Regions from separate parts of the Mus musculus genome. Here region 2 is linked to region 1. A link is a loop called in an ENCODE intact Hi-C map of the cell type or tissue named here. Cell type or tissue: heart. All regions are shown on one strand. Links, peaks and the distances in the headings refer to the core of each region. The heading gives the core; the rest is flanking DNA. Region 1 has its middle 93 kb from the start of Defb41. Region 2 has its middle 30 kb from the start of Tfap2b.

What was found. Hi-C counts contacts between places; a loop is a spot of excess contacts. Peaks named below come from ENCODE experiments on the same cell type or tissue, not always from the same donor. Only the 100,000 strongest peaks of a DNase experiment are listed, where the experiment ranks them.
Region 2: it touches region 1 in a loop (16-fold over the local background); 21 of 42 quality-filtered maps call a loop at or near these places.

The regions. Positions count from the first base shown.
Region 1 is chr1:18,350,726-18,366,537 of GRCm38, forward strand. No RefSeq gene overlaps it. Among named protein-coding and RNA genes, the nearest start is that of Defb41, 93 kb to the left of the region's middle. In heart, for the core only: a CTCF peak has its summit at 9,411 (motif pointing right); no DNase peak of the experiment used is centred there.
Region 2 is chr1:19,171,507-19,187,318 of GRCm38, forward strand. It overlaps a transcript of Tfap2d not described here. Among named protein-coding and RNA genes, the nearest start is that of Tfap2b, 30 kb to the right of the region's middle. In heart, for the core only: a CTCF peak has its summit at 7,706 (motif pointing left); no DNase peak of the experiment used is centred there.

The DNA of each region.
Region 1 (15,812 bases), core at 4,416-12,415:
TCACACCCTGGAGCAAAATAAGCATTTCATGAGAATCAGATTGCTCTCCCTTAAGTGATGACAGTGAAGACAACTTCTTCAGGACCATATAGCAAACTAAACTGAGACACAAATCAAAACATTGACCAAGACTGCTGAATTATGCATGCCCTTTCTCTCCTGCACCAACTTTTGTTTAAATCTGAAGCTCATTTCAGTAACCTGAATATGGACGTAAGGATCACTGGACGCATTGTGACTCTGCTGAATGAAACTCCTTTCTCTACCATTTACTGTTACTCATTTCTTTCATTGGGTGTTGGGATGGGGGTTGTCACAGTCTACTTCCCTGCTAGAAGTCTCTGGTAATGTCTGTAGGTAAGAAAATTGTAGTTGTAAACATACATTTTAGCATTGTGAATAACCAAGAGGAGCTGTATTTCTCTGAATGCTTAATGAAACATAAATATAGCAGGAAAATCTGTATCTTCACATCTGTACTAGGCTAACATTAAAGCAGTCTTACACCTTACCAAGAAGGAAATAATGAATGTTCTTTGCAGGTTGAGGATAAAAGTCCTAAGTTTAAACACGAGTAACACTAAGATAAGAAATAAATAAACTTAATATATCTTAATATATAATTAATGTTAAAATGCTTATAACTTATTTTGTGTTCCTTATTAATCCCACTCTGCTTTTGTTAGAATAATAAAAATCCAGAATGCAATCAAGCAACTCTCAATATGCCTCTTCAAATTTAGATAGGAAATATTTGACCCCCATGTATTTTCTTGTTCAAACTCCAAAACTTATTTAGGAGTCTATAGTCCACCTTGCTTTCAGATAGTTGGTATTTAATAATCTCATTAATTCTAATTAGCAAATATTTTTAAACACTTGACTATATCTTGTGAGTTAACCTCATCTTCATGCCACAGCAAGAATCATTCCTAAAGTAACAATAGTAAGATGTTGAACCTATTTAAGTTAAGGACAGAGACACTTCAGGGCTCATAACACATGAGTAGCATTTCTTAGGCCACTTACAACTTCCATTTTCAATGAGATGGTTACTAAAAATGAAAATTGTTCTGAGTGAGCTTTCTAGGCCCAGTCTTAATCCATGCCCCTGACTCTGCCTACATCTCAGATGCCAATGACCTTTCAGGCCTGTTTCAACTTCTTCCCATTTCCTATTTCCTTTTCCTTTTCCTTTTCCTTTTTCCTTTTCTTTTTCCTCTCTCTCTCTCTCTCTCTCTCTCTCTCTCTCTCTCTCTCTCTCTCTCTCTCTCTTTCTTTTGATGGGGAAAATTATAGTTATAATTGAAACTTGAAGCAGTATTTAGAGTCACTGTTGATATGATTTTATCCCTCTGGTTTGGTTGTGTTCCAATAAGGTCCATCAATGTTTGTTTTACCAGCAGGTAAGTTATTTATTCCCCAGAATTCCTGTTGTTCCCAAAACAACATGTTATGTTGTGAACACATATTTTGGCCAAATATGTACCCTCTCTAACTGTTTTTTACTTCTTCCCATTTCTAAACCACATTCAGATCTGATCTTTACATTGTTGCTTCTCATTTCTTTTCTAAGTGCCCTGTGCTTTAGCTTCTTTCTGCCTACCTGGTTACCATGACTGCAGCCCTTTTGTATTAGTGGATTCTACTTCACCCTTTCCGTGCTGATAGATTATATTTCTATGGCACCATTATAAATTGGACTTGTGGCACATTTCCTGGTGTGAGAGAAATATACATCTTCTTATGCCATTAAGAGCAGCCACAAACCCAATCTACTTTATATCTACTATATATTCCAGCATATGCCAAGACCAGCAAAACTGAATATCAGGAGTCAGTGGGGGTCCAATATCAAGTGAGTTTCTGGTAACCAACCCTCTCTTCTGGTGTATATCAGCTCCACTACCATCACCATAAATGGAGTTGTTACTGTGTTAGTTGACTCATTTTACTGCCATACCTGTGGTCCATGATGGGATGCTCATTTCACCTTGAAAATAAAATAGCTAGACCACAGTTTAGGCATAGTGCCAAGTGGTTTTGTTAGATGCTGAGACTTTCATAATCGCTCATGAACATCAAACTATAAGACTCATTAGTGTCATAAAAAAACCAATTTATGTCACAAAGAGAGTTCCTGTGATTCTGAGTTATGTTCTGATGTTGCTCATGGGCTGTAGTCTGTTAACTAATGAAAGAAGCTTGAGATGAGAAATAATCAGTTAGTGCACATGTCAGTGAACAAATGGGATTCTTACTTGAGTAAGTGATGGATGCTTAGGGACAACTTTAGGTGATGTGGTTCTGGAAATGAACATTCAACTATGAAGATGTTCTGCAAGGTACTGAAAACACTTTATACTACCTAAGTGAAGTTAAAATATCATTGATACTGTTATTATTTCATGATTGTGAGACACACTGGGCAGTGCCTTTCATCTCTTGGGAAGGATTTTATAGATCTCAGAATGATTAATGATAATAGTCTTCTGCTTCATGAATACTGCTGAAAAAAAAAAGTGGGTTTCCAATTTAAAAAAAAAAAAGGTTTCAAATGACAAATGAGTAATGGCTTGAGTATTTAAAAGAAGAGTAAATAACTTTAGCAGAATCCTAATTTGTCCCACTTTCAGCCTCTGACCTATTTTACCTCAGTGCAGTGCACTTGCAGCTGTGAAACCCATGCTGCCCTGCTGTTCCTTCAGAGCTTCACATTTCCATCTGCTTGCCTGATGCTTCCAGGATGCCTGCTCATCGTTCTCTCAACCAGGGCGCCACATCTCACCTCTCTGCCTCCCAATTTCTCTGTCTTGTTTTCAAAATGAGATGTTGGTAGGCAAATGGCAGTGTACAATGGAATTTCTCTGTCATTAGATGGGAGCTTACCACCTTCCCTCTGCACACTCTGATGACTCTATATCTGCATCTCTAAGTAACATTGGCTCTCTCAGACTCAATATTACACACCCTACTGATGGTAGGATCATTCCATAAACTGTCCACTTTTCAGTTACAAAGTCCTTTGACAATATCAATTTCTGCATCGTCCCCCTTCTCAACTGTCTACATGCCAAGCATGCAGGTTTGCCTTTTCTCCAAATGGAATCTTGTTTTGTCATTTTCAGCTTCTACATAAAGTGACATATCATGGAGGGAGATACAAGTTGCCTTGAACACTTTAGTAGGTTACCTTCCTCCACCATGACAAGTGATCCAGAGCTCAGAGGAAATTGTTTTCAAGCAAATGATTTTTTTCTCCTCTTTAAAATCACATTCGTGTCATGTTTTACAGAATGAACCATCTTTTATGAATGTGTGCTGCAAATCTGGCCCAATTATAGAAATGGGAGGCTCAGGCCTTTCACTTACCAGTTTGTTTCACCAAGTGTACAGTCTGATGAGCACTCATACAGGGACTGATTTTCTATTTTGTCGAAGAAGAAAAACTTGCCTCGGATAACTATGGGCATCTTGTTACATTCCATTTCCAAATCTGTCAACCATTTAATGACAGCCAGGGCACAAAACATTTTACTTGTTCATAAGCAACAAAATCCATGCATAAAACAGCATTTTCCAAGGGGCTTCTATGGTAAGGTTGCAAACTGTATTAAATAGCCAGGGTTTTGAGAAATTATGTTTAAAACATACACTGTTCTTATTTCCTAAGTCTGATCACTAAAACTTTAAACAGACTATTGGTACATTAATAAAGTGTTTCCAGAAAAAAAAACCTAAGTAAGACGGAAGGGGTGCTATGATGGATTGTGTCATTTGATGTAGTCTCAGTGTTCCAGAACGTACTTTAGACATGCATGAAGGTTAATTCCCATCGTCTGAAAATCAAGGCCTTGTTAGTTGAGGTTTTCAAGGAGTTTCGAATATCAAAATAAAAAAATAGTATTAGAGACAACATGCAACAAATTTCCTACATGAGCTCTTCCTTTGTATTCCCTCTCACTGAATTAAAGGAGGTATGCTCTCAAGTTTCTCGGGGCTAAAACTTCACTTATTTTCATAAAATGAAACCATTAAATGAGCAACACTGCTGTCATTCTGATCCAGCTGTGTGAGCAGGCTTCACCCCCATCTCTAGAATGTTTACTCTTCTGTTGTCCATTGTTTCTCTGATTTCTTAGCTCTGTCATGTGTCAGTGTTCATTGTGGAGACATTTTCTCCATCTTTGGTGTTTTCTCTCTTCTCTTCTCTTCTCTTCTCTTCTCTTTTCTTCTCTTCTCTTCTCTTCTCTTCTCTTCTCTTCTCTTCTCTTCTCTTCTCTTCTCTTCTCTTCTCTTCTCTTCTCTTCTCTTCTCTTCTCTCCTCTCCTCTCCTCTCCTCTCCTCTCCTCTCCTCTCCTCTCCTCTCCTCTCCTCTCCTCTCCTCTCCTCTCCTCTCCCCTCCCCTCCCCTCCCCTCCCCTCCCCTCCCCTCCCCTCCCCTTCTCTCTCTCTCTCACTCTCTCTCTCTCTCTTACTCTCTCTCTCTCTCTCTTTCTTTCTTTCTTTCTTTCTTTCTTAGGCTGTTGATTTTAAATATTTGCAAAGTATTCACTAAGGTTTTGTTTTGTTTTGTTTTGTTTTTCGAGACAGGGTTTCTCTGTATAGCCCTGGCTGTCCTGGAACTCACTTTGTAGACCAAGCTGGCCTCAAACTCAGAAATCCTCCTGCCTCTGCCTCCCAAGTGCTGGGATTAAAGGTGTGCGCCACCACCACCCGGCTAGTATTCACTAACTTTAAAAGACAAAATAAAAATAAAAGCAAAACCAAACCACCAACCTCCCTGAATTCTCCTTGAATTCTGACTACATATAGCTTCTGGTTTGACAACACCTAGATTAGCAACAGGTTGTACCTTTCATACTCACCCATAGATTTTATTCAGGACATAGGGAGGGGAGTTGAGAAAGTAGTAGGGGCAAAGAAAGGCAGAGAGAAAGAAAGAGAATAGAGGAGTAAAGGCTGGGCATGAGTAGTAGAGGGAGAGGGAGAGGGGAACGAGGAAAGAGGAGGATCAGGAGGGAGAGGGCAGAGCTAGAACAAGAAGTCAAGAGAGCACAGAACTCCTTCATAAACATGTTTTTCACAAAGTCTTCTGGAAAATATACTGACAAATCCATTCTTAGTACTGCTCAGCCCTCCTCCCCAGCATGCCAACAATCCTTCCCATAGGCTTCATACTCTTTTTTTAAGAAACATTGTATAAGTTTAATGAAAGGATGTTTAGTGATATAAGTTACAGAAATGTCCATATTTTAAACTTAAAACTGAAATGTTACAGGAAAGTCAAGGATAAAATAACTTATAGTTTTAATGTCATATTCAAATTAAATGTACAGACAGAGCTTTTAAAATGCTTTCTTTCTTTCTTTCTTTCTTTCTTTCTTTCTTTCTTTCTTTCTTTCTTTCTTTCTTTCTTTTGTGAGGGATGTAGCTTATTGCTAAAGTATGTGGCTAATATTAAAAAGGCCTTACATTCATCTACAACACCACAAAAATAGAGAGTCAGTAAGTAAATAGATTCATGATGTTTACTACTGTGTAGACTTGAATTCTTAAAGAGTAAAACACTGACAGTTATGATTTATTACTTTTAGTCTCCAGGAGCCCAGGATGGCCATCACTGATGACATGACCATTGCTATGCCTTGCAATTCTGCATCTGCAGTCCCATTTTACAAGCCTCAGATATATCTTCTGTCACCACAATAAGTTCATTTTGTATTTACAGTAATGCTATTAACAAAGACTGGAAGAAATATATAATTTGTGTCTCAAGCTAGGCCAGTCATTGTTTGGCCACTCCCACAATTTTTACACTTGCTCCAGCACATCTTGTGGGCAGGACAAATTGTAGGTCCAAGATTTTGGGGATGGGTTGGTAACCAAAAACTTTCATTGCCTGGTGATAGGAAGTCAATGTTTCAGGATCCCTATATCCCATTGTTAGGAGTCTGAGCTATGGTCACCCACATAGTTTTCTGGGAGATTCCATTGCTTATTTATACCCCTCCCCCAAGAAAGTACCAAGTCGTCTCTTAAGACAGACAACTGAGCAAAGGGCTCTCTTTTATCAGTGTAAACCCATTTCAGCACTGATCATTGAACACTGTGTAAAAATATACATACAAGTTATAGGGTCCCACCACCTCTCAATTTTTTTGTTTAACAATTTTTACCTTAACAATAAATGTCTTTACTCTTCCTCTCAATCATGTTGTTTTATATCCATCAAAGCACACACACACACACACACACACACACACACACACACACACACATATATCTTTAGTATTGTGGGGTTTTGTTTTTTGCTCTGTTTGTGTGTGTGCTGTGCTTGTGTGTATGCATGTGTATGTGTGTAGAGTATGTTTGAGTGCAAGTGTATATACATGCATTGTGTCTTTCTTGAGTTTTGGCTGGATTAGATATCCAGCTTATTCCAGTGATCCTTTTCTCTGCATTGCACATTCCAGGAATAAACTGGGGCTACCATTGCCTCCCAGCACCTACAGAAACTGAACCCCCGTCCTTCCACTTGCACAACATATGTTTTACCTGCTCTGGTGGCTTGCTTGAATAGGTACAGTTTCCATAGACTCGTGTGTTTGAACGCTTTTCCCATGGGGAGTGGCACTATTAGGGGGTGTGGATCTGTTGGGTTGGGTGTGGTCTTGTTGGAGGAAGTGTGTCACTGCTGAGATGGGCTTTGAACTCTCTTAGTGCTCAAGGTCCAACAAGTCTTTAATCAGAGCTTCCTCTTGGTTGCCTCCACATCAAAGGTAGAACCAACTGTCAGCTCTTCCAGTACCATGTGCTCGAATATTGCCACACTTTCTTTTTTTTTTTAAGATTTATTTATTTATTATATGTTAGTACACTGTAGCTGTCTTCAGCCACTCCAGAAGAGGGAGTGCCAGATCTTGTTACAGATGGTTGTGAACCACCATGTGGTTGCTGGGACTTGAACTCTGGACCTTCGGAAGAGCAGTCGGGTGCTCTTACCCACTGAGCCATCTCACCAGCCCCATTGCCACACTTTCTGTTACGATGATAATGGACTGAATCTGTGTGTCTTATTCAGGGTTTTACTGCTGTGAACAGACACCATGACCAAGGCAAGTCTTATAAAAACATTTAATTGGGGCTGGCTTACAGGTTCAGAGGTTCAGTCCATTATCATCAAGGTGTGAGCATGGCAGTATCCAGGCAGGCTTGGCACAGGCAGAGCTGAGAGTTCTACATTTTCATCCAAAGGCTGCTAGTGGAAGACTGACTTCCAGGCAACTAGGGTGAGGATCTGATGCCCACACCCACAGTGACACACCTACTCCAACCAGGTCACACCTATTCCAACAAGGCCACACCTCCAGATGGTGCCACTCCCTGGTCCAAGAATATACAAACCATCACACTCTGAAACTGTAAGTTAGCCCAAATTAAACATTTTCCTTTAGAAGAGTTAGTTTGGTCATGTTGTTCCATCACATCAATGAAACCATAACTAAGAGACTGATTATCAATCTCTCCACATCCTTCGAGCATACGTTGAAACAAATATTGCCTATCTACTTATTTGAAACACAGCAGCTGATTTGCCATATCAGATGCTTCAAGTTTTTTGTTTTGTTTTGTTTTGTTTTGTTTTGTTTTGTTTTGTTTTGTTTCACCATAGAATTGACAATGCTATCTGTGCTATGGTCCTCTGTCAGTTGTAATGCAAGCAAAGACCCTGGTCAACAATGAAACAGTCACTCAAACAGTTGCTGATTAATCTACTAACCTAGCCCTGGGCCACATGAACGTCCATGATGGCAGTGCTGTATAACACAGATAAGCTACAGATTTTATTCTTGACCTTTATGCACATCACATTGCCTAGACAGTATCAGTAACTGGCATCGAAATTTATGGACCATGTGCTTGCTATATTTTATGTCAAGTTAACAAAATTATAGTCATTTGGGAGGAAGGACTCCTAATCAAGAAAATATTTCCATAGGATTGTCTCATAGATAAGTCTATAGGGCATTGATTTTTGTTTTGTTTTGTTTTGTTTATTTATAATTGATGTGGAAGGGTCCAAGTACTCGCTGTGAGCAGAACCACCCAAGAGCAGGTGGTCTAAGATGGTGTAAGAATACAGGCTGAAAAAAATATTCTGAGGAAATAACCAATAAGAAGCATTTCTCCACAGCACTCCCATCAGCTCCAGCTTCCAGGTTCTGGCCCTTACTTTCCTTCATGCTGGACCTCAACTGTAAGCTGAAATAGACCGTTTCTTCTCCCAGTGGAAGAAACTTTCAGTAATACAGAGCTCTTTAGCTGCTTCACAGATAATATTATTGCAAAGTTGTCTGAACAGTGTCTTACTCTATTTTGTTTAGTGGATGACACATTTATGTTGCTAGATCACAAGAACAGGAGCAGCAGTTCTCAAGGTATTCCCCGTTTCTGTGATAGGTATGAACTGGCTGGTAAAGCTGTGCAACTCGTTTAAGAATAATAATACAAAAAGCAGGAGAAAGGCAGGAAGTGAAAATAGTAAATGATAAATTCCTTACAGAGAGGCTAAGGCATTCCAAGAAACATTACTTTTATTTTATATCGTTCTGTGACAATTACAAATATGAGTGAGTATGGTTGCAATATTAACTTGATTTACAGTTTCTATCACAAGCATCTTCACGAAATACATTCTGTGCAATTGGGGAAACACATTCTACAAAATAGCCCATTTAAAATTTATTTTAGAAAGTGCTAGTTATGGCGGACAGGTTCTGGAGCTTGCTTGCATACAAGCAAGCTTCTTAATTTAATTGTTAGGCAATTTGGACAAAGGTTGTAATGAAGTATACAATTTTCTTCCTTTGACTTATTAGGAAGAATTTTAAAATACCATTTAACCAACATAATAAAGCACACAACTCCTAGTCACATCAAATGCCTGGGTTGGCACCCACAGAATTCCTGTCATTCTGGATGTTTATTAAGTCCTGTTCTGTGACACTATATCTAGTTAATTGTACAACAGAATCTGCATTCTTTAGAGTGTAATTCAAATGTTTACCAATTTACAAAGGTTTCATCTCCTTATGTTCCAATTAATAAGGATACAATTTAACTACACTGAATTACTTTAATAACTCCCATTCTTCTAATAGATGAAATGGAAAAGAGTCAAATTATATTCTTATGTTGCAAATAGTTCTTTCTTTTCCTTCTACTAGGACAACAGAGAAATTATTTTTCCATGATGATCAGAGGAATTAAATATACTTTCTTCGTGTTTTGAAGCAATGTGTTCAGTTGTGTTGATGTTTGCGTTATCTAATTTTAACCTTTGTATGAATAGAGATTTAGGATTTAAAGCCAAAATGTGTTGATTTTTCCTTTATAGTTATATATCAACACTAGGTGGCAGTGTTGTCACAACGAAAAACTACAGCATGGCCATTTTGCTTTACATTCTAGAAATTATCTTTTAAAGCTTTAGAGACATATTAACTTTCATTTTTCCAGTGTGATTACAATCTATCTGTAATAAACATAAAATAGTTTAAAATTCATTGTCAGCTTTTGCTATTCACCAAAATGTGTGAACCATAACTTCTAAAGGATATATTCTTGTAATCCTGTAGTTTAAAAAAATATTTGAATAAGTAGGTGTTATGAATAAGTATGTTATTTTCTTTGTCCAAAATTGTTACTGTAATGATGGGAATAATTATATTTGCCTGTAATGTCAGCACTTGGAAGGCTGAGGCAGGAGGATCATGGATTTGAAGCTAATTGGGCTAGTCCCTATCTACACACACACACACACACACACACACACACACACGAGGGGGGGGGTAGGAGAGAACTCTTTATTTATTTAGACTACAATACTACACTAAAATACTTTAAACAAAGCTTCCTGAAAAATATTGCCTGGAGTTTTATGGCTGACTTAACCACCACCACCACCACCATCACCACCACCGCGCGCGCGCACACACACACACACACACACACACACACACACACACACATACACACACACATACACACACAAACCAAACCAAAAATTATTATTTTTAAATTATAGAAGAAATAATTCTAGACACAACACCTAATCTGCAATAAATTAAAATTGAAAAATACCAATATATACCTTTATATAAGTTTAGGTCATGGTACACAGAAACAAAAAGGGAAGTTTAATATACACTTTGGTGCACAATAATGCTTTTGTACATTTCTGCCCAAGATCATAATTTAGTTCAGTAAAGAAGAACACAGATCTGGAGATAAAATGCCCAAATTTCAATTCTGCCACTTTAAGCCACTCACTGAACCTCTAGACTTCAGGGTTCTTGGGTAAACATAGCAGTAACTATATCATGTGGAGATGATCTGAAAAATCAACGAAGAAAGACTGATGGACTGGGACTGATAAGTTTCTGTTACAATGGGGATGTCAGAGGTCAGAGTGTAAGGTTGCTATTGGTAACATAGTCCTAGAACTACCCAAGTGGGGCCAGACGCTTGCTGACATGTAGCCTTCAGACATGAAAAGTCTGATTAGAAAGGACTTTTGGAATGCCTCCCCAAGGTAGATGCATATACTTAAGTTTTGGACTTGAGTTTGCCTCTATAGGAAGGTGATAAAATCTTCAGATGTGGAGACTCATGGGAGACTTTGAGGCATCTTAGCATCGTTGTTTTAAAAGTATTATTGAAAAACTGGTGTTTTATCTCTTTTTCAACACTATGATATGAACAGCTTATCTACCAAAAATTTCATTTTTGTTTGTTTGTTTGCTTGCTAGTTTGTTTGTGTGTGACAGAGTCTCCTACACCCTAAGTCATGTATATTTACTCTGTAGCTGAAGGCAATTTTTAAATCTTCATTCTCTTGTCTCCACATCCAAAGTGCTGGGATCTATCCCAGACCCCAGAGCACAGTTAAATACCACAAATTGAAACCTCTAAAACAGGAGATCAAAATAGACTGATACTCTCTATAGTTGATCACGGAGCTATCTGTTATAGAAACTGGACATACCACTGTGTTATACAGAGACTGGCCTGTGGTTATAGAGCTGAAAGAACCTTGATTCTTGTTACCTTGTTTCTACAGGATATCACTTCCCACTCCAGAATCCTGGAAATTACAGCTTCTTAGACTCTTAGTTTATATCGTGTAAAATCAAAACAAAGGTCATGATTTGTACCTCCAGGGAAACATCATGTGAACAGCTCCGTACAATGAGAAATGCTGTCGAACCCCAGCTTGTGTTTGATACTGTACTTCTATGATTTATCATTTCTGCTGCTCTTATTATATATGAGAACCCTCATACTGTGAAAGGATATCCTCTTCAACTTAGGAGCAAAAGGTTTAGCATCTGAACTATGTATACTCATACAATATAGTAATTGGCTTGTGTCTCTGCTGACAGTGCGAGAAAATGATTTATCAGCGATAAAGGAATTTTAAAAAAACTTAAAAGTCACCCCACTCACTAAAAATTCAAAATAACAAACATTTAAAATAAAATAATATTTGAATTATAGATGTGAGTAACTTGCTGCTATTTGAGGACTTTAACTCATTCTTTGTTTCTGAATTGAATATGTCAAATTAAAATACATTTAATCTGCATTTTAAAATACATGCAACCATATAATTTTATTTACTATAAAGGTTCCCTTCTTCATTAGAATATAAGGTGCTTGAGAGAGAAGATTAGTTTCATATGCACAACAATCAACTGAATCAGTACACATTATACAATAATAGTCTTTCCAAAGAATGAAGAATTGAATAAAGAAAAATAGCAAATATTATGTTAAAAGAATTATAGCTGGCTTCTTTTTAAAACTTCTTCCTGGAATTAGAGTAAAAATCACTTCTTGTGCGTGATTCGCTTACTTTAACCTATAGGTCTTTAACTGTTGAAATGTGAGGCTCTGTATACAGACAAAGAGAAAGCCAGATGGATTCAGGCACTTTGTGGAGCATCACTAGTTACCAGAAGACTCTGGCTTCATATTCTTTTCACTTCAATGATGTGTTAAATAATATCAGTTCATTGTAGATGTGTTAGGGAAATCACAGGGGCTATCAAATTCATTAGTTTTAGCATTTACTCTAAATCTGTACAGTTCTAATTAGGAGATTTGAAATGAATACTTCAATACATTTTGGAGCCCAACATGAGTTTGTTTTCATTGAGTATGTTTTTGGTTTAAATTAATGAGAGAAGCTACATCATTAGATAATTAGGCGCAGTGCATTTTGGCACAGTGACGCCTATGCACAGTATTGTTAGATGATTTAGGATGAGCTGTCCTATGCTACAGAAGTTGGTACAGATTTCTCATCAGTGATACTGTGCTTCAGTCATTCCAGAAGGCAGATATTAAAACAAGTAAGGGAGGGAAGGGCAGTGGTAGCACACACATTTAATCCCAGCACTTGGGAGGCAGAGGCAGGAGGATTTCTAAGTTTGAGGCCGGCCTGGTCTACAGAGTGAGTTCCAGGACAGCCCGGGCTATACAGAGAAACCCTGTCTCACCCCCCCACCCCCACCCAAATAAACAAGTAAGGGAATTTAACCATGGTGATGTTTAGCAACTTATACATGCTCACACCATTAATCTCTCTGGAAACTGGCATTTAAACCCAAGTATTTCTGAATTCAATAGTTATATTTTCCTACTCGAAGAGCTTGTAGAAATAGCAGTCACCCTTTGAAGGGATAATTAATTGAGGTAACTACGGCTATATGTGCTTGACATATCAGCCAAACACAACATAGCTAATTGCTTAAAGATCACCTCTAGAAGGAAGTAAACAAGCTAATATATTGAAGTGAGGAAATTATCCAGGTCTACAAAGCTCAGGAGGAGGTACAGCCACTAGTAAATAGTCCCATTCACTTCAGAATATGCTCATTGGACTATCTCCTGTGTGCCAAGTTCAGAGGAATGAAATAAGTGAAATGATTGAAACAGGTTCTAGTGAGACTGAGCTTACACATGAATGGGAAACCATGGTCATGGGAACAGGTAAAGTTAGGCAAAGGGCGTTATGTTCAGGCTACAAATAAAATGTGGGACTTGATACTTCATATCAACAAATGGAAAATAACCCCAGCGAAGTAAATATCTTGAACAATAAGATGAGAATAAAAGAATACCACCAGAGGAAAAAATTAATCAAAGTGAATGAGGTAGCTTATATTGTGTTGACTAACTCCCACAGCAGGTGACTAAGCAGCCGGTTTGCTTTCCCCTCATATACTCTCTGCTCTACTCTGTCTTTTATCAGCTTCATCGCTCAAGAAGGTAAGTGGTAGTTGTATCAATATATTTCTTATATTAAGACCATCTGCCAGCTCAATTACTCCAGTGCATTCTCACAGTATGAGATTTCTCAGAGGAGTGATTCTATTGTAACACTGCAGAAATTATATGAAGGTCCTATGAGACAGAGGTGATGGAAATATTCAGGATGACAGTTATTTATATTGTACGACTATATCTCTCTCTCTATCAATATCTATATCTATATCATCTCTCTATCTCTCTATCTCTATCTCTATCTCTATCTCTATCTCTATCTCTATCTCTATCTCTATTTCTATCTCTATCCATATTGTCTCTCTGCTCTTGGTTTTGTCCTAAACCTTACTACTTTGCCTTTACTCTAACAGTTATCATTCTTTTGTGTATTCAGATTAATTGTGATAGAGCATATATCCAAATTGCTGAAGTCTAAAGGGGAATAAGCAAAGAACAGCACTTTTAAAATGAATAATTATGAACAGGTTAAATATCAGGGGAAACTATCATTAAACCTCCTACCATCATTTCTTTCACTAACTTTACTTCTGTATGTATACTCATTCTTCTTCTTGAAAAGGACTTATCTCCAGAGACATGACTCAGTCCCAAGAGAAATTGTACTGTGAATCATAGACCTACTTGATCCTTCCCCTTCATGTGCAAACACTTAAAAATAGACAGTTAAAAAATAAAGTTCCATAATTGATGCTGTAAGTTGATACTGAGAATGTATACATGGCAAGAAAATATTATTTTTTTCTTTTTTAATTAATTAATTTATTTTACACTCCGAATTTTATCCACCCCATCCATCCAGTCTCCTACAGCTCCACATCCCATTCCTCCTTTCCACCCCCTGCCCCCATCTCCATATGGATGTACCCACCCCCAACAAAGTCTGACCTCTAAATGACCTGGGCTTCCAGTCTCTTGAGGGTTAGGTGCATCCTCTCTGAATGAACACAGACCTAGAAGTCCTCTACTGTATGTGTGTCGGTGGCCTCATTTCAGCTGGTAAATGCTGCCTCTTTGGTGGTCCAGTGTTTGAGAGATCTCAGGGATCCAGATTAATTGAGACTGTTGGTTCTCCTACAAGGTCACCGTCCTCAGCTTTTTTCAGTCTTCTGCTAATTCAACAACAGATGTGTGGTTCATTTATACAATGGAATACTACTCAGCTATTAGGAACGAGGACATCCTGAGTTTTGTAGACAAATGGATAGAACTAGAAAATATCATCTTGAGTGAGGTAACTCAAACCCGAAAGGACATGAATGTTATGTACTCACTAATAAGTGGATATTAAAAAAAAAAAAAGTACAGAACACCCAAGATTCAGTTCACAGAACTCAAAAAGGTCAGCAAGCTGAAGTGTCACAAGTCCCACTTGGGAGGGAGAAGAAACCAATCACAAGTGGGGAGGGAGGGAGGGATCTGGGAGGGAGAGTGGGTGGGGTAGGGGGAATGGGTGGGAGAGGGTAACATGATCTGGTGTTGAGTGAGGGAAAAGGACTGAAGACCTGAGGGCCAGGGGAGTGAGTGGAAACAGACAACCTCAGGAGGTAGGAGGTTGCAGGGGACTATCCAGAATGCACCAGAGTCCTGGGAGGTGAGAGACCCCCAGGACTCAAAGGGAGGGACCTTAGATGAAATGCCCAACAGTAGGGAGAGGGAAATTACAGAGTCTACCTCCAACAGGAAGACAGGACATCAAGTGAGAGAAGGGTTTGTCATTCTACAGTCACACCTCTGACCCATAATTTTTCATGTCTGAAAGAGTTACAGGGATGGAAATGAAGAGGAGCCTGAGGGAAAGACGGTCCATCAACAGGCCTTTATCTATTTAAAGATAGAGGGATCTAGCTCAAGGGGAGGTCCCAAGGCCTGACACTATTACTGGGGCTATGGAGCACTCACAAAAATGGATCTAGCATGATCGCACTTTGGAAGACCCAACAAGAAGCTGAAAAAGTCAAAGGCAGAAAAAAATAATTTTAACACTCATGGGAGTCCCTAGTGGAAATTCTCATCTAAATCTATTATCTAATTCTGATACTGAAACTGATTATTATTTAGGAAGAAATGAAAATGTACACAAATTGCAGCAGGGAAAATGGAGTCAAAACAAAATCATAACTGTTTTGTTGGAACCTTTGTATTTGTTAGCGATCTTTGCTCTTTTATCCAAAGTCTCAGTAATTAATCTTAAAACATAAATACCAAATCAACTCCAGCCTCATTTGTTGAGTTTATTTCTTTTTTTATTAGATATTTTCTTTATATACATTTCAAATGCTATCCCAAAAGTTCCCTATTCTCCCCTCCCCCCCCCCCGACCCTGCTACCCTACCCACCCACTCCTGCTTCTTGGCCCTGGCTTTTCCTTGTACTGGGGCATATAAAGTTTGTAATACCAAGGGACCTCTCTTCTCAGTGATGGCCAACTAGGCCATCTTCTGCTACATATGCAGCTAG
Region 2 (15,812 bases), core at 3,868-11,867, 820 kb after region 1:
TCTATTCATAATAGCCATAAATAAACAATCTAGGGTCTGTCAACAGATGAATAGATGGAAAAAATGTGGTATGTTTACACAATGGATTATTACTCAGCTGTTAACAAATGAAATTATGAAATTTACATGTAAATGAATGCAACTAGAAAAAAAAGTCAGAGGAACACTCCTCCACTGCTGGTGGGATTGCAAGCTTGTACAACCACTCTGGAAGTCAGTCTGGAGGTTCCTCAGAAAATTGGACATAGTACTACCGGAAGATCCAGCAATACCTCTCCTGGGCATATACCCAGAAGAAGTTCCAACTGGTTATAAGAACACATACTCCACTATGTTCATAGCAGCCTTATTTATAATAGCCAGAAGCTGGAAAGAACCCAGATGTCCCTCAACAGAAGAATGGATACAGAAAATGTGGTACATTTATACAATTGAGTACTACTCAGCTATTAAAAACAATGGATTTATGAAATTCTTGGACAAATGGATGTATCTGGAGGATATCATCCTGAGTGAGGTAACCCAATCACAAAAGAAGTCATTAGATATGCACTCACTGATAAGTGGATATTAGCCCAGAAACATAGAACACCCAAGATACAATTTGCAAAACACAAGAAAATCAAGAAGAAGGAAGACCAATGGGTGGATACTTCATTCCTTCTTAGAATAGGGAACAAAATACCCATGAAAGGAGTTACAGAGACAGAGTTTGGAGCTAAGACGAAAGGATGAACTATCCAGAGCATACCCCACCCGGATCCATCCCATAATCAGTCACCAAACCCAGACACTATTGCATATGCCAGAAAGATTTTGCTGAAGGGTCCCTGTTATAGCTGTCTCATATGAAGCTATGCCAGCACCTGGCAAATACAGAAGTGAATGCTCACAGTCATCTATAAGATGGAACACAGGGCCCCCAATGGAGGAGCTAGAGAAAACACCCAAGGAGCTGAAGGGGTCTGCAACCCTATAGGTGGAACAACAACATGAACTAAACAGTATCCCCTAAAGCTCATGTCTCTAGCTGCATATGTAGCAGAAGATGGCCTAGTCGGCCATCATTGGGCCCCTTGGTATTGCAAACTTTATATGCCCCAGTACAGGGGAATGCCTGGGCCAAGAAGCAGGAGTGGGTGGGTAGGGGAGCAGGGCAGAGGGAGGGTATAGGGAACTTTCGTGATAGCATTTGAAATGTATATAAAGAGAATATCTAATTTAAAATAAAGAAAGAAAAAAAGTCATCCTGAGTTAGGTAACACTGTCTCAGAATGACTAATATGAGATGTATTCACTTATGTATGGAAGTCAATGATAACCAGGTAACAAGCCATAGAACCATAGAGGTTAGGTATAGAATGAGGGACTAGGTGCTACAGATAGATCTCCCTAGAAAAGGGAAATAGAATAAATACGTATGGGAATAGAATTCAAAGATCCATTGGGCAATGGGACAAAAGAGAGGGACAAGAGAGTGAACATGGTAAGGAGAAACAACTAAAATTAAGAGCCATTTGAGTGGTAGTATGAAAACCTAATACAGTAGTAACTTCCTAAAGTATACACACATATGAAGGTAATCTAAATGAAATCATCAAATAAGAGGGGAGTCAGAGTCCCAAATGGCTATCTCTTGTCACCAAATGACAAATCTTTTGGGTTATATATAATTAAATTGTTGGCCAAAGGGGTCCCATGGAAATCCCTACACAAACAAGGCTGTTGCCAAGATAATAAGTTGCTCTCCACAAACTGACAGCAAGGCCACACAGCTGAAGAAAACACCTCCGCAACTTGTAATTTTTCCCCCACTTATTCTGAAAGCAAGCTCAGGACTTTCAGTTTTTATGGCTTGTACCCAGTAAGCATTGGACAAACCAAAACCTTTTGCTCCTCAAATATTTGTTTTAACTTTATTGTTTGTCATAACCAATGGTATAAGGAGTAATTGAGCAATTCTCTGTCCTGGTTGAATGACAGAAATACAGGTACGTAATGAAGTTATAATGTTAATTTCCCCAGTATAATCTGCATCTACAACTTCTAGAGCAGTCATCAATCCTGCCATAGTGGCACTGCTTCTTCCCAGTAACAATCCTACAGTCCCTGACAACAACGGACCACATATTCCAGTAGGAAGAGACTGCATCCTCATTTCAGGAGTTAATACTGTGTAGGTGGAGGGACTGAGGTCAACTCCTGTGCTGCCTGATTGGCTCAGAAAAGATTCTGAAAGGACTGTTCTGCTGAGGAATGAACTGCATTGCCCTATAACATAGTTTCAGGGCCCTCTTTTGCTTCCGAGTGAGGAAATATATTACAGTAACCATGATGAGAAATAAGTGTACTGCTCTTTTGAAATATGTGGTTAATCACAGACTGTCATCTAATCTGTTACATACTGTATTTTTCACCCTGAATAAAAGTAATTTTAACACACACACACAAAAAGAGGATTTCCTAAGTCATCACTCTCAGACCTGCATTCGTTAGACTAATGTGTCCCTCTCCTTCATTTAGGACAGTGCCCTGGTGTCTTAGTCAGGGTTTCTATTCCTGCACAAACATCATGACCAAGAAACAAGTTGGGGAGGAAGGGGTTTATTCAGCTTACACTTCCGTACTGCTGTTCATCACCAAAGGAAGTCAGGACTGGAACTCAAGCAGGTCAGAAAGCAGGAGCTGATGCAGAGACCATGGAGAGATGTTCCTTACTGACTTGCTTCCCCTGGCTTGCTCAGCCTGCTCTCTTATAGAACCAAGACTACCAGCCCACAGATGGTCCCACCCACAAGGAGCTTTTCGCTCTTGATCACTAATTGAGAAAATGCCTTACAGTTTTATCTCATGGAGGCATTTCCTCAACTGAAGCTCCTTTCTCTGTGATAACTCCAGCTGTGTCAAGTTGACACAAAACTAGCCAGTACAATTGACCCCTTGTCAACTTGACACACAAACACATCACTAGTAAGTGTCAACCCTTACATTCTTATTCATCCCCAAGGTCTAAATAACTTGAAACGTCCCACAGTCTTTACATATTCTTAAAATTTCAATCTCTTTAAAATATCCATCTCTTTTAAAATCCAAAACATCCCACAGAGATCTTAACACCAAATGGATCTTCTAGCCCAAAGTTCCAAAGTTCTTCCACAGTCCTCCCCAAAACATGGTCAGGTTGTCACAGGAATAATCCCACTATGCTGGTACCAATTTGTTTTAGTCATAGACCCCCTCACCTTCTAGCCTTGTATTTACACTTAGTCAAGTTAGAAATCATTACTCCACTACAGCTATCTTCCCACCTTAATCTTGTATTGCTTCATGCTGTGTTAGAAACTTGATGGCTAAAAAAAAAAAAAAAAAAAAACTCAATCAGTATCAAGTTAGAATTACACATTTTCATATGTCCCACATCCAGCCAAATGTTGACTGGAGGACCAGGTATGGTAGTGCATACTTTTAATCCTGGCACTCAGGAGGCTTAAGCAGGCAGAGCTTTGTGGGTTTGAGTCAAGCCTGGTCTACAGGGCGAGTTTCTTGTTAGCCAGAAATACATGGTGTTTAAAAAAATGGACTGGGTTCTCTACTTTCTGCTTATTTGTTTGTAAGGCTAATGATTGTTGGACAGTCTTGCTGCTTTCTGGAGGCTCCCAGAAAAGTGTACTTTCAATTCATGGCAAAATGTATAACTTTGTGGCTATAGGAATAAGGTGTTCTTGGTGCTGCCAGGAAACATCAGCAGAAGCTCCCACATTCTAACTCTGGTCTTGGTATCCTTGAGCAATTTCATCCTCAAACTCAAAATCAGTGCACAAAATATCTCTGCCTTATGCATCAAAAGATGGCCTAGTCGGCCATCACTGCAAAGAGAGGCCCATTGGACTTGCCAACTTTAGATGCCCCAGTACAGGGGAACGCCAGGGCCAAAAAGGGGGAGTGGGTGGGTAGGGGATTGGGGGGTGGATATGGGGGACCTTTGGGATAGCATTGAAAATGTAAACGAGGAAAATACCTAATAAAAAAATTTTTAAAAAAATATCTCTGCCTTTAACAGGATCACATGTGGCTGCAGAGCTCTTCCAGAGGTTCTGAGTTCAATTCCTGATTTGCCTGAGACGATGTGGTAAGACATAATACACATGGTATCAATGTCCAGCATCCATATAATAGCTCACAGCAGTCTGTAACTCCAGTTCCAGAGGATCAGATGTACTCTTCTCACCTCAGTGGGTCCGGCCATCCAGTGAGATGACAACTGAATCATGAGAAACACCATGTTGGAGGGGAAGCACAAACCTTTATACTGGATTGAATGAAGAACCGAAGGGTGAATAGAGGACATGCAGCCCTGGGTGAAAAAGCATTGCTATTGGAGGAACATCATGAGATCTTCACAGAAGCTGGAAATAGCTTTGTGTGTATAGAACTCTCAGAGGCTACTGAGCCAGGAGAAAGTTAGTATGAATGGAAGTGGGGGTATGGAGATGCAGAAGGGGTCGAAGCTCTAAAGCCTTAATTGAGGATCCTGTGTATAACCACAGAAGGGACTCGGGAAGCCATTAGAATCCAAAAGTGATGAAATCCAACTTGTTTACCATACCTAGAAGTCTCCTAACATTCTAACACTTGTGGTTTCTAACAATTGTGCCATTTTTTTCTTCTACCCTCATTTATATTTGAAAAAATGGTGAGCTATCTGGGGAGCTAGGAAATAAACATCTTAAGATGTTATTAAAAAGATGTTATTACAGAGAGAGTAAGTGGACCCTAACCCTAACCCTAACCCTAACCCTAACCCTAACCCTAACCCTAACCCTAACCCTAACCCTAGACACTGGACCATGGGAAAGATGATCCTCTTATTTAAAAAGCTGAGTTGCTGTGGCCTCAAGAAAGATAATCAGCCAAAGAGCAGCATAGTGCCACAAAACCACAGTTTCTACACTCACTGGAAGGCCACTTATTTATTATAGATTTTTTTAAAAAATAAAGACTAATATATTTGCAGGCATCTGCTTCTTGTTTCTTCTGTGGATTCTTTAGAAATTAAACATAGTTCTTTTGATTATATTTGAAAGAAATATAAGTCAAGAGTACTGAATGTGGGGGCTGGTGAGATGGCTCAGTGGGTAAGAGCACCCGACTGCTCTTCTGAAGGTCCGGAGTTCAAATCCCAGCAATCACATGGTGGCTCACAACCATCTGTAACAAGATCTGATGCCCTCTTCTGGAGTGTCTGAAGACAGCTGCAGTGAACTTACATATAATAAATAAATAAATCTTTAAAAAAACAAAAAGAGTACTGAATGCACCTAAACCGTTAAATTTACCATATATATGAACTTCATAATGTGTCTTCAAAGTGGGAAAAAGAAGAATTGTATAAGGCATCAAACGTGTTAATAAAAACAAACCCGAGTTGAGTTGCTGAGTGAATTAATTGACCTACAACAATGTCATAAGGGATGCAGGCCCCCTGCAATGGGAGAGGAGGGCTCTTGACTCAGGATGAGAATGGCTCCAAATCCAGGTCCCGGCAGAAATGTGGTGAAATAAAGGTTCTTATTCAGAGCAGCCTGTGTGTGGAAACATGTCGTAATCGTCTCTGAAACAGGGGTAGGGGATGGAAGGTGTGCCTGTTGCCTTGGGAAGGGTATCAGCATCCGATGCAAGTCATTCCAGCCAGGCACAAGGGAAGGAAGACTTCTCTGTTGCTTTTTTTATTTTTTTAACTATGAAAATGGAGCTTAGTAAAGCATAACACTGTCACATGAATGACACAGGGTAGAAATTTCTGGAAAGTTTCAGCCCATCTTATTAGTTAGTATCCTTCAATAAGAGGTCCCTTGATATTCCTATCACATCACAAGTACAACTTAAACCAAAATTGGCCTTAAACTGAACACAGTCTTCTACTTCTGGTAAATTCTACTGCTCTGTTGACATTTTCCATAGTAAAACTCACTCCCTGAAATTGTCTTCTTTTCTTTCTAAAGATAGTGCCCAATGCAATGGGTTTCATTATGGCATTTTCATATACACTTTGCCCTTATTGGCCCTTCCTCAAATCCCTGAACCTCCTTCCTGCTGATCTTCAACCCTGCAATAGCCACTTTCCCCTGCACCTTTCTTTAAAAATATTACTTTTTACATTTTAGTGACTCTTTATTTCTGTAATGGTGGAACATGGATTAAAATATTAATACATATTGGCTAAATAATAAAGTTGTTGGATTATAAATGTTATATTATAAAATTTTCGGCATTTTTTTTTTTTAGATAGAGTCTCACTATGTAGACTTGGCTGGCCCGGAACTCACAGAGATCTGCTTGCCTCTACCTTCTGAGTGTTAAGATTAAAGGTGTGTGCCACCAAGCCCCTAAAAATGTAATTCTTCATAATATTTTCCCATTACTTTGGAGACCTAGCAGAGTAAAGAGTCCTAAGAACAGTCTTTTCCATTTTTACAACTCTTGGAACAGCCCAAATTTTCAGTGGCATAATTACAGCATTTGTTACAGTGAGCTACTCAGCCAGACACTCTAGCAACTCAGGTTCTTCAAAGTCATTGTGGTTAGAGAGAGTCCTGGATGCCACACGAGCTCACCTCTCAGTCAGACAAAAGTAACAGAAGTGATGTCAGCTCAAGGGCTCACTCAGCAGTTACCTAAAGGGCTTCTTTGCCCTGGGAAACCGTTCCTAAATTCCCTCTGGACCCTTGTTCTTCCATTCACTGCTTCCTCCACTTCCAGCATTAGTCTCACCTCGGCTGAGAAGCAACTGAGTCACAACTTGATATAATCCACCTGCTCCAGAGCTGGCACTCTCTCGGAGTTTGTTAAAACTTTATAAAGAGAAGCTGAATCAGCTGGAGTCTTTATTGGTAGAGAGGTGTACGTGGGATGGACTGAGAACAACCATGACCAAACAGGAGATAGGGTCAAAGATGGGGGCTAAGAGAGAATTCTGTAGGTCTTGTATGCTTTTAGGTTTGCATGAGCAGCAAACACATTGGAAACATATTATCCAGGTATTAGAGTTTGGAGAAAGAATTCCAACCATAGAGATAGTCTTTTGGTTTTCATTTTAAATGCTTCCTCAATCCCAAATAAAATGAACTAGTAAGATGAAGGTTTTGGGGAGTTTTTTAGTAACGAGAAGGTATAAGTTTACTTTACTAAATAAGTTTATAAATTTAGGAGAATATTTATATTGCCTGAAACAGGTTCCACAAAGGACTGCAGCTCATATAGCATTTAAATGCAGGAAGTAATTAAAAGTATCAATTTTTTTGAAAGGGGAAATAAGGTGATAATTAAAAATAATTTCTGAGGTGCAAAGATGACTTAGGAGTTAAGAGCACTGGATGCTCTTCCAGAGGATCTGAGCTCAATTTACGTCACCCACATAGCAGATCACAGCTGTCTCTAACTCCTGTTTCAGGGCATCTGACACCTTCACACAGGCAGGCATGCAAGCCAAACACCAATGGACATTTAAAAATAAAAGCAAATATGAAAAAATTCTGCCCTGATTCATAACAACAATAAATGTAACTTACTGTTTTTCCTTAAATTTTTTTTCCCCACAAGAAACTCTCAAGTTTTTGTGTACAAACAGAAATGGAAATAATGATTTGCTTCTCAGCAGCTTTATCAGTTCCCCGTGTCTGTTTACACTACAGAGTGTATTATACTGCCCTCTGCTGGAGAATGAGGTGAATGCTCACTTTTCACGCATGTCTCACCTAAGATTTATCCTGATGTGGAAAAATAGGTTGGGTGGCAGACAGACAGACAGAAAAGTAAATAAATAAAACAGTTTTAAATTGGCGTGTGTGTGTGTGTGTGTGTGTGTGTGTGTGTGTGTGTGTGTGTGTGTGTGTATGAGAGAGAGAGAAATGAGAGACAGAGACAGAAAGACAGAGAGAGAGAGACTAAGAGACAGAGAGAGACAGAGACACAGAGAGAGTTTGTGTGAGTCCTGTGCATATAGGTGTCCAAAGATGCCAAAATTCCTGGAACTGAAATTATAGGTGACTATAAACCATTCGATCTGGAGGGAACTTAACTTATGTCCTCGGCCAGAACAGTAAGTGCTCTTAACCAGTGAGCCATCTCTGAATCCTCCAAATGTAGTTGTTGATCCTTGTATAATAGACCATAAATAAAATAGTGAAGAATGGGGAAGTTGAGGCAAGGAAGAGGAGAAAAGAAGAGATGGGAGGGGAGGCGAAGAGTGTTCTAACTCTGACTCAGCATTGTCCTCTCAGACAGTGGGCTAGAAACTACGATGCATTTCCTATTTTAATTAGTTTCCTACCCATACCCCAGCTTTAACAAGGACTATGCTGTTAGAGCAAGTGCTTTCACACTATGCATGGTGCACTGAGATGCCCAAGAGAAGCTCTGTGGGTGACCTCATCACAGAAACGAGGACCTTAACACCCAGAGAGTAAGGCACATTTCAGAGGTTGTAAATAAACATGAAGTCATGATTCAAGGCTAGAGCTATGAGCTTTACCTCTTTCCCCTAAACCCTGTGAACTGTCTCCTGTCTTCTCTAAATCTAATTTTGCTCATTGTGAAGTCATAGTAAAGAAGCCTATCTGACTGGGTCTGGATTAGCACATCAAGAGTGGGAAGATAAATTATGAGACCTGAGAGGTGCTGCAAAAAATACCATTGGTACTGGTATTGTGTTATGAACAACTGGTGTTTGTAGACATTTCATATTTATTGAGTTTCTAGAAGCAGGAACTGGCTTCATAGAGCTACCAGGAAATCTTCCTGCATAGATCCTGTGATAGTTTCAATGAAAATAGGACCCATAGGCCCACAGGGAGTAGCACTATTAGGCAGTGTGGTCTTGTTAGTGTAGGTGTGGCCTTGTTGGAGGAACTGAGGGTGGGCTTTGAGGTTTCAGAAGCTCAAGCCAGGCTCAGTCTCACTCCCTCTGCCTGCTGCCTCTCAATCCAGACGTAGAACTCTCAGCTACATGTCCAGCACCTTGTCTGCCTGCTTCAGACCATGCTTCCCACCCGATAATGGACGAAACCCCTGAATCTGTAAAAGCAACATGAATGAAATGTTTTCCTTTGTTAGAGTTGCCACGGTCGTGTTGTCTCTTCACAATAGAAACCCTCTCCAGAGGAGAAACTAAAAACTATCTCTCCCCTCTCTTCCCTTATTTTAGACGTAATAATAGTGATGCCAAAGAGCCCGAGGCTTGCCCCAAGACTCATAAAGGCTAGACCCAGAACTTATCACCAGATGCCTGTTATTCCAACACACTGTGTTGTCTATGGACACAGCCAGCTGTTTGGCCATTATAGCCTCCTTAAAAATGTGAGGAATCCCAGGTTGCCTTTTCATTGCTGAACTTTTTATTAGCATATCCTAATTGTACAAAAATAGTGGATTTCATTTTGACATTTTTATATATTCACAGAAAATGCTTGGCTCATATTCATCTCTTAGTCTCATTTGTCCCTCTCCCATCAGCCTCCCTTTGACTTAATGTGTCTCTTTTGTGAAATCTATATTCCACATATGAAAGAAAATCTAATATCTGCCTTTCTGGGTTGGCTTATTATATTTAAGAAAATCATCTCTATTTAACATTCATTTCCCTAGAAATAGTTCATTCACCCTTCCTTCTGCTGAATAGTACTCCGTTGTGTATATACTCATTCTTTCTCTATACATCGTGTTTCCCACTCCCTGAACCCCAGGAGGATCATATTCATGGCAAGAGAAGTTCAAGCATGGGCACTAAACTGCTTCACGGCCTCTTGCTGAAAGCTTTGTTAAATACGAAACACCTGGCCTGACTCCCCACTTACCATATTAACTGAATCAGCATTTATAGAGGTAAAGTCGAGAATTTGTACTAAACTCATATCCATGACTGAGATATTTTCACGTTTGGGTGCCTGTACCCCCAGATCTGCACTTTTATGTGTTGATTCCTTGATTTTATTATTTTGTTGTCTATTCTAACTCCTATTTTCTGCTCCTGCTCCTCACCTAGTTATCTATCTATCTACATATCTATCTTTATCTGTGTCTCTGTGTCTGTCACTCTCTGTGTCTGTCTCTCTCTCCCTCTGTCTCTTCCCCTCCCTCTCCCCCTCCCCTTTTCCCTCTCAGTCTGTCTCTCTCCTTCTCCACCCCTCTCTATGCTGGGTACATTTTGTCAGATTGACTCAAATGTAAACATTAATGGGAAGAGGGGATTTCAGTTAAGAAATTTGGACCTGCCTCCATCGGACTGGCCTGTCCAGTGCCCTCCTGTTTTGAGCTTTCACACCTCCTGTCTGTCTTAAGCACTTGACACAGCCCTTCCAAAGAAACATGTTATTCTCCTGCCAATTTCTCCTCCTTCCTTCCTTCCTTCCTTCCTTCCTTCTATTCTTTTTTTCTGTCCATTTTATTTTATTTTGAGGCAAGGTTTCTCTGTGTTGCTTTGGCTGTTCTAAATTCCCTCTATACATCAGGCTGGCCTCCAGTCAGTTCTTATAAGTCCAGTGCTTCACCATGTGTATGGTGTACATCAGCTGTTAGGCATATAATTATATGCTTCATTTGTAAACTCTGATGCAATAGGGTTTTGTGACTCTAACTTGGAAACTTTGAGGGGATTACCAGTTTGGATCACATCCCATGATGCTCATAAACCTACATTGGATATCTTAATTTGTTTTTCAAAGAATATTGAATTTTTATCCCTATAAATATCTCCAGAGAGGAGATTCACAACTTGTCAATCATGGTGAATTATTAATATGGGGGAAATTGATTGCAGAAAGTTCAAAGGTCAAAGAATCTGACCCTCAAACTCTAAATCAACCAGGTCTAAATTCAGGTGAGGGTAAAGTTACATTATAGAACTTTTTTTTTTCAAGATTATTAGCCTTCCTTTTTAAAATGAAGTGTTTTAGTGTGTTAAAATGAATTCTATGCTATGCAAGGAAAATTGCAACTTTATTAACTAGTTTCTTGAAGGATCACTCTGCCTACTAACTGAGAACATGAAGAAATCATCCATTCAGAATGGCTACTATCACAAAACCAAATGATCACAGAGCTGGTGAGGACTTGGAAAAGAAGACTTCCTTTCATTAATGGTGGGACTGCACGCTGGTATAACCACTGTCAGAATCAACATGGGAGTTTCTCTGGAAAACCAAAAACTGAACTACATATGACCCAGCTACACCACTACTGGACATATCCCCCCCCCCCAAAAAAAAATCTGTGTCCTAGTATGGAGATGCCTGCATATCCACATTTTTTTTACAGCAGAATTTAAATTAACAAGGAAATGGAACAAACCTACTTATCCATCAGCATATCAATGGGTAATGAAAATGTGTGTGCGTGTGTGTGTGTGTGTGTGTATGTGTATCTGTGTGTATATCTGTGTGTGTATCTGTGTGTATCTGTGTCTTAGTTAGGGTTTTACTGTTATGAAAAAACACCATGACCAAGGCAACTCTGTTTTTGTTTGTTTGGTTTTCAAGACAGGGTTTCTCTGTGTGTAGCTATGGCTATCCTGGAACTCACTCTGTAGACCAGACCAGCCCCGGACTCAGAAATCCTCCTGCCTCTGCCTCCCAAGTGCTGGGATTAAAGGTGTGCATCACCACTGCCCGGCCCCAAGACAACATTTAGTTGGGGCTGGCTTACAAGTTCAAAGATTCAGTCCAGTATCATCAAGTGTCTAGGCATGACAGTGTCTAGGCAGGCATGGTGCAGGAGAAGCTGAGAGATCTACATCTTCATCTAAAGGCTGCTAGCAGAGTATTGATTTCCAAGGAGCTAGGATAGGGGTCTTAAGTCCATGCCCACATTGACACACCTATTCCAATAGGGATGCACCTCCTAATAGTACCACTCGCTGGCCCAAGCATACACAAACCATCACAGTATAGATAGATAGATAGATAGATAGATAGATAGATAGATAGATACGTACATACATACATACATACAGCAATCTTATTCAATCATAAATCTGCAGAAAAATGAATGGATCTACAAAGTATTTTACTAAGTGTCTTAGTCAGGGTTTCTATTCCTGCACAAACATCATGACCAAGAAGCAAGTTGGGGAGGAAAGGGTTTATTTGGCTTACACTTCCATACTGCTGTTCATCACCAAGGAAGTCAGGACTGGAACTCAAGCAGGTCAGGGAGCAGGAGCTGATGCAGAGGCCATGGAGGGATGTTCTTTACTGGCTTGCTTCCCCTGGCTTGCTCAGCCTGCTCTCTTATAGAACCAAGACTACCAGCCCAGAGATGGTCCCACCCACAAGGGGCCTTTCCCTCTTGATCACTAATTGAGAAAATGCCTTACAGTTGTATCTCATGGAGGCATTTCCTCAACTGAAGCTCCTTTCTCTGTGATAACTCCAGCTGTGTCAAGTTGACACAAAGCTAGCCAGTACAATTGACCCCTTGTCAACCTGACACACAAACACATCACTAGTAAGCCTCAACCCTTACATTCTTATTCATCCCTAAGATCTTAAATAATTTTAAAAGTCCCACAGTCTTTACATATTAAAAGTTCAATCCTTTAAAAATATAAAATGTCTTTTAAAATCCAAAGTCTTTTTATAATTAAAAGTCTCTTAACTGTGGGCTCCACTAAAATATTTTCTTCCTTCAAGAGGGAAAAATATCAGGACACAGTCACAATCAAAAGCAAAATTAAACTCCAACTCTCCAATGTCTGGGATCCAACTCACGATCTTCTGGGCTCCTCCAAGGGCTTGGGTCACTTCTCCAGCCATGTTCTTTGTAGCACATTCGTCATCCTCTAGGCTCCAGATGCCTGTACTCCACTGCTGCTGCTGCTCTTGGTGGTCATCTCATGGTACTGGCATCTCCAAAACACTGCATGACCCCTTCAGTCCTGGGCCGTCAATTGCAACTGCGGCTGCACCTTCACCAATGGCCTTCCATGGCCTCTCACAGAGCCGAGCCTCAGCTGCTCTGCGTGACCCCTTCATGCCTTCAAAACCAGTACCACCTGGGTGACCCTTACACATTACCAAGCCCCGCTGCAGCAGTACAACCTTGGCTATCTCTGGAACACGTCCTCTTTGTGCTTTCAGAAAACACTTTCCAGATGTCACCTCAACGATGCTGGTATCTTTTTAATCACCGCTAATTTCTTAGCTCCAACTAGCCAGCATCAATAGTTCCAGTAATGCAAAGGTTTTGCTTTAGTAGTTCTGGTATCCTGTTAATCACAGCTGATTCTTCAGCCCCAGCTAACCAGAACCACAGAATAATCAAACTCCAAAATAGCAATGACCCTGAAAAGAGTCTTTAATTTTCCCTCTGAAATTTCACAAGCCAAGCCTCCATCTTCTGCCCTGTTCTCAACGTTATCTTCCAAGCTTCTACACAACATCTGACAGAGCTCTTAACACCAAATGGATCTTCTAGCCCGAAGTTCTAAAGTCCTTCCACAGTCCTCCCCAAAACATGGTCTGATTGTCACAGGAATACCCCACTCTTCTGGTATCAATTTGTCTTAGTCAGGGTTTCTATTCCTGCACAAACATCATGACCAAGAAGCAAGTTAGGGAGGAAAGGGTTTATTCAGCTTACACTTCCATACTGCTGTTCATCACCAAGGAAGTCAGGACTGGAACTCAAGCAGGTCAGGGAGCAGGAGCTGATGCAGAGGCCATGGAGGGATGTTCTTTACTGGCTTGCTTCCCTTGGCTTGCTCAGCCTGCTCTCTTATATAACCAAGACTACCAGCCCAGAGATGGTCCCACCCACAAGGGGCCTTTCCCCCTTGATCACTAATTGAGAAAATGCCTTACAGCTGGATCTCATGGAGGCATTTCCTCAACTGAAGCTCCTTTCTCTGTGATAACTCTAGCTGTGTCAAGTTGACACAAAGCTAGCCAGTACACTAAGTAAGGTAACTCACAAAGACAGATACGTCATGTGCCAACTTGGACACAGTTTTTATATTTTTTATATAATATTTTGAATGTCCCTATACACACCAAGCATCCACTGCAACCTATACTACTAAACAGGAGGAAGAAAGAGAAAACAAGACTTAGATTCTAGTCCTCAATTTCCAACTTATTCCCTGTGACCTATTCCATCAGTGTCATCTTTGTAGCTCAGCTTCCCATTTACAATTTCTGTGTGCCTTTATCTACCTAATTCAAGTGTTTTGAAATGTAATAAAATATCATGGACATAGAAGATGATATACCCAAAATCAAGACACAGTTTGGGTGGGAGGGAGGGTGGATGGATGGATGGATGGATAGATAGATAGATAGATAGATAGATAGATAGATAGATAGATAGATAGACAGACAGACAGACAGACAGACAGACAGACACTAAAGAAATGGCTCTGTAGTGAAGAATATACTGTTTTGGCAAAAGATCTTTGTTTTGTTCCACTCACCTACATCAGGTGACTCACAACTACTTGCAACTCCAGTTCTAGGATACCCAACACCCTGTTCTGTTGTCCATGGGTACTGATGCACACGGTGCACCCACTGACACCCAGGCATGCATGCATACATATGGAATAAATTTTTAAATAAATATATAAGTAAATAAGATTGGAGTGTAGCTCAGTTGTGGAATGTGTTCAGATTGCTCTGTAGTACTGCAGGAGAAAAACCATGACTAAGTAAGAAAAGCCTAGAGATAGGACTCAAGAGCAGTGATACAGTGATGAAAGCAGATTAATTAGGGATGGGAGCAATAATCAGATAAGTAAAGGACATGGAAAAACAGACTTCCAGACAGGTTTGATGTAACACCTGTCAGCAGAGGTCTCCAGCTGGGAGCAGAGCTGTTGACAGGGTTAAAATGTAGCCAACACGGAATGCCAATTTTCTGTATATTTCAGAACAAACATGTGCTGTCATAGTTCATCCCTTTAAAAACTTAGCAGCCTCTCCTTGCCAGGCCTACTTAATTAATAATGTCTTTAAAGAAATAGGAGAACTCCATATGCCCCTATGTACCTGAATAAATGTTTTACCATTAGCCCTCTGGACCCTCTGTCAGTTCCTGTCTTTGAGAACACACAAAGGAAGCAACACCCTTAATTTAACTTTCCCCTCTGAGGAAACCTATGTCTATTATGTAATTTTTGGCATCAGGAGAGCCAAAGTTGAAAGACTATTCATATTAAGTGTCTGCAGAAACTATGTTATTACATCTCTCAAGGTAATGACCCTCACTTAGGGGGAGATTTAACTGAAAACTCAAAATATCAATGTTTCACATGAGAAAAAAATATTTCCATTAAGTAAGAGAATTCCAAGGATATTTCAGAGTTGATACACCAGTCATCCGTGGTGTAGGATCACTCTGCCCTTCAGCTTCACTTCCGAGATTTGAGGATTAGTACAGGGTTTAAGGGTTAGTACAGGGTCAAAGATGGCTGCATGATACATACCATGCAGAGAACAGAAAATAAGGAAAGAGGCATGCCTCCTTTGGCTGAGATGCATTCAGCTGAGTACACCCCCATTGAACATACTTCCCGAAGTCTCAGATCTATAGTTTGTTGGTTGTAGACCTCTATGACCATCTGAAATTGGGAAAGGCAAGAGTAATTGTGTATAGTCCTTTACTGTCTTTTTATGCGTACTCTCACCATGTAGGTCAAACAAGTAGGCTACCCCTGGTGATCCAGCTGCGAATGTCCTTCACTTACTTTGTAAGTCTAAGATACTCTCTTATCACCTCTCTCTTCGCCTTTTGATTTGCAAATAGTATCTTGGATATTCTAAGTT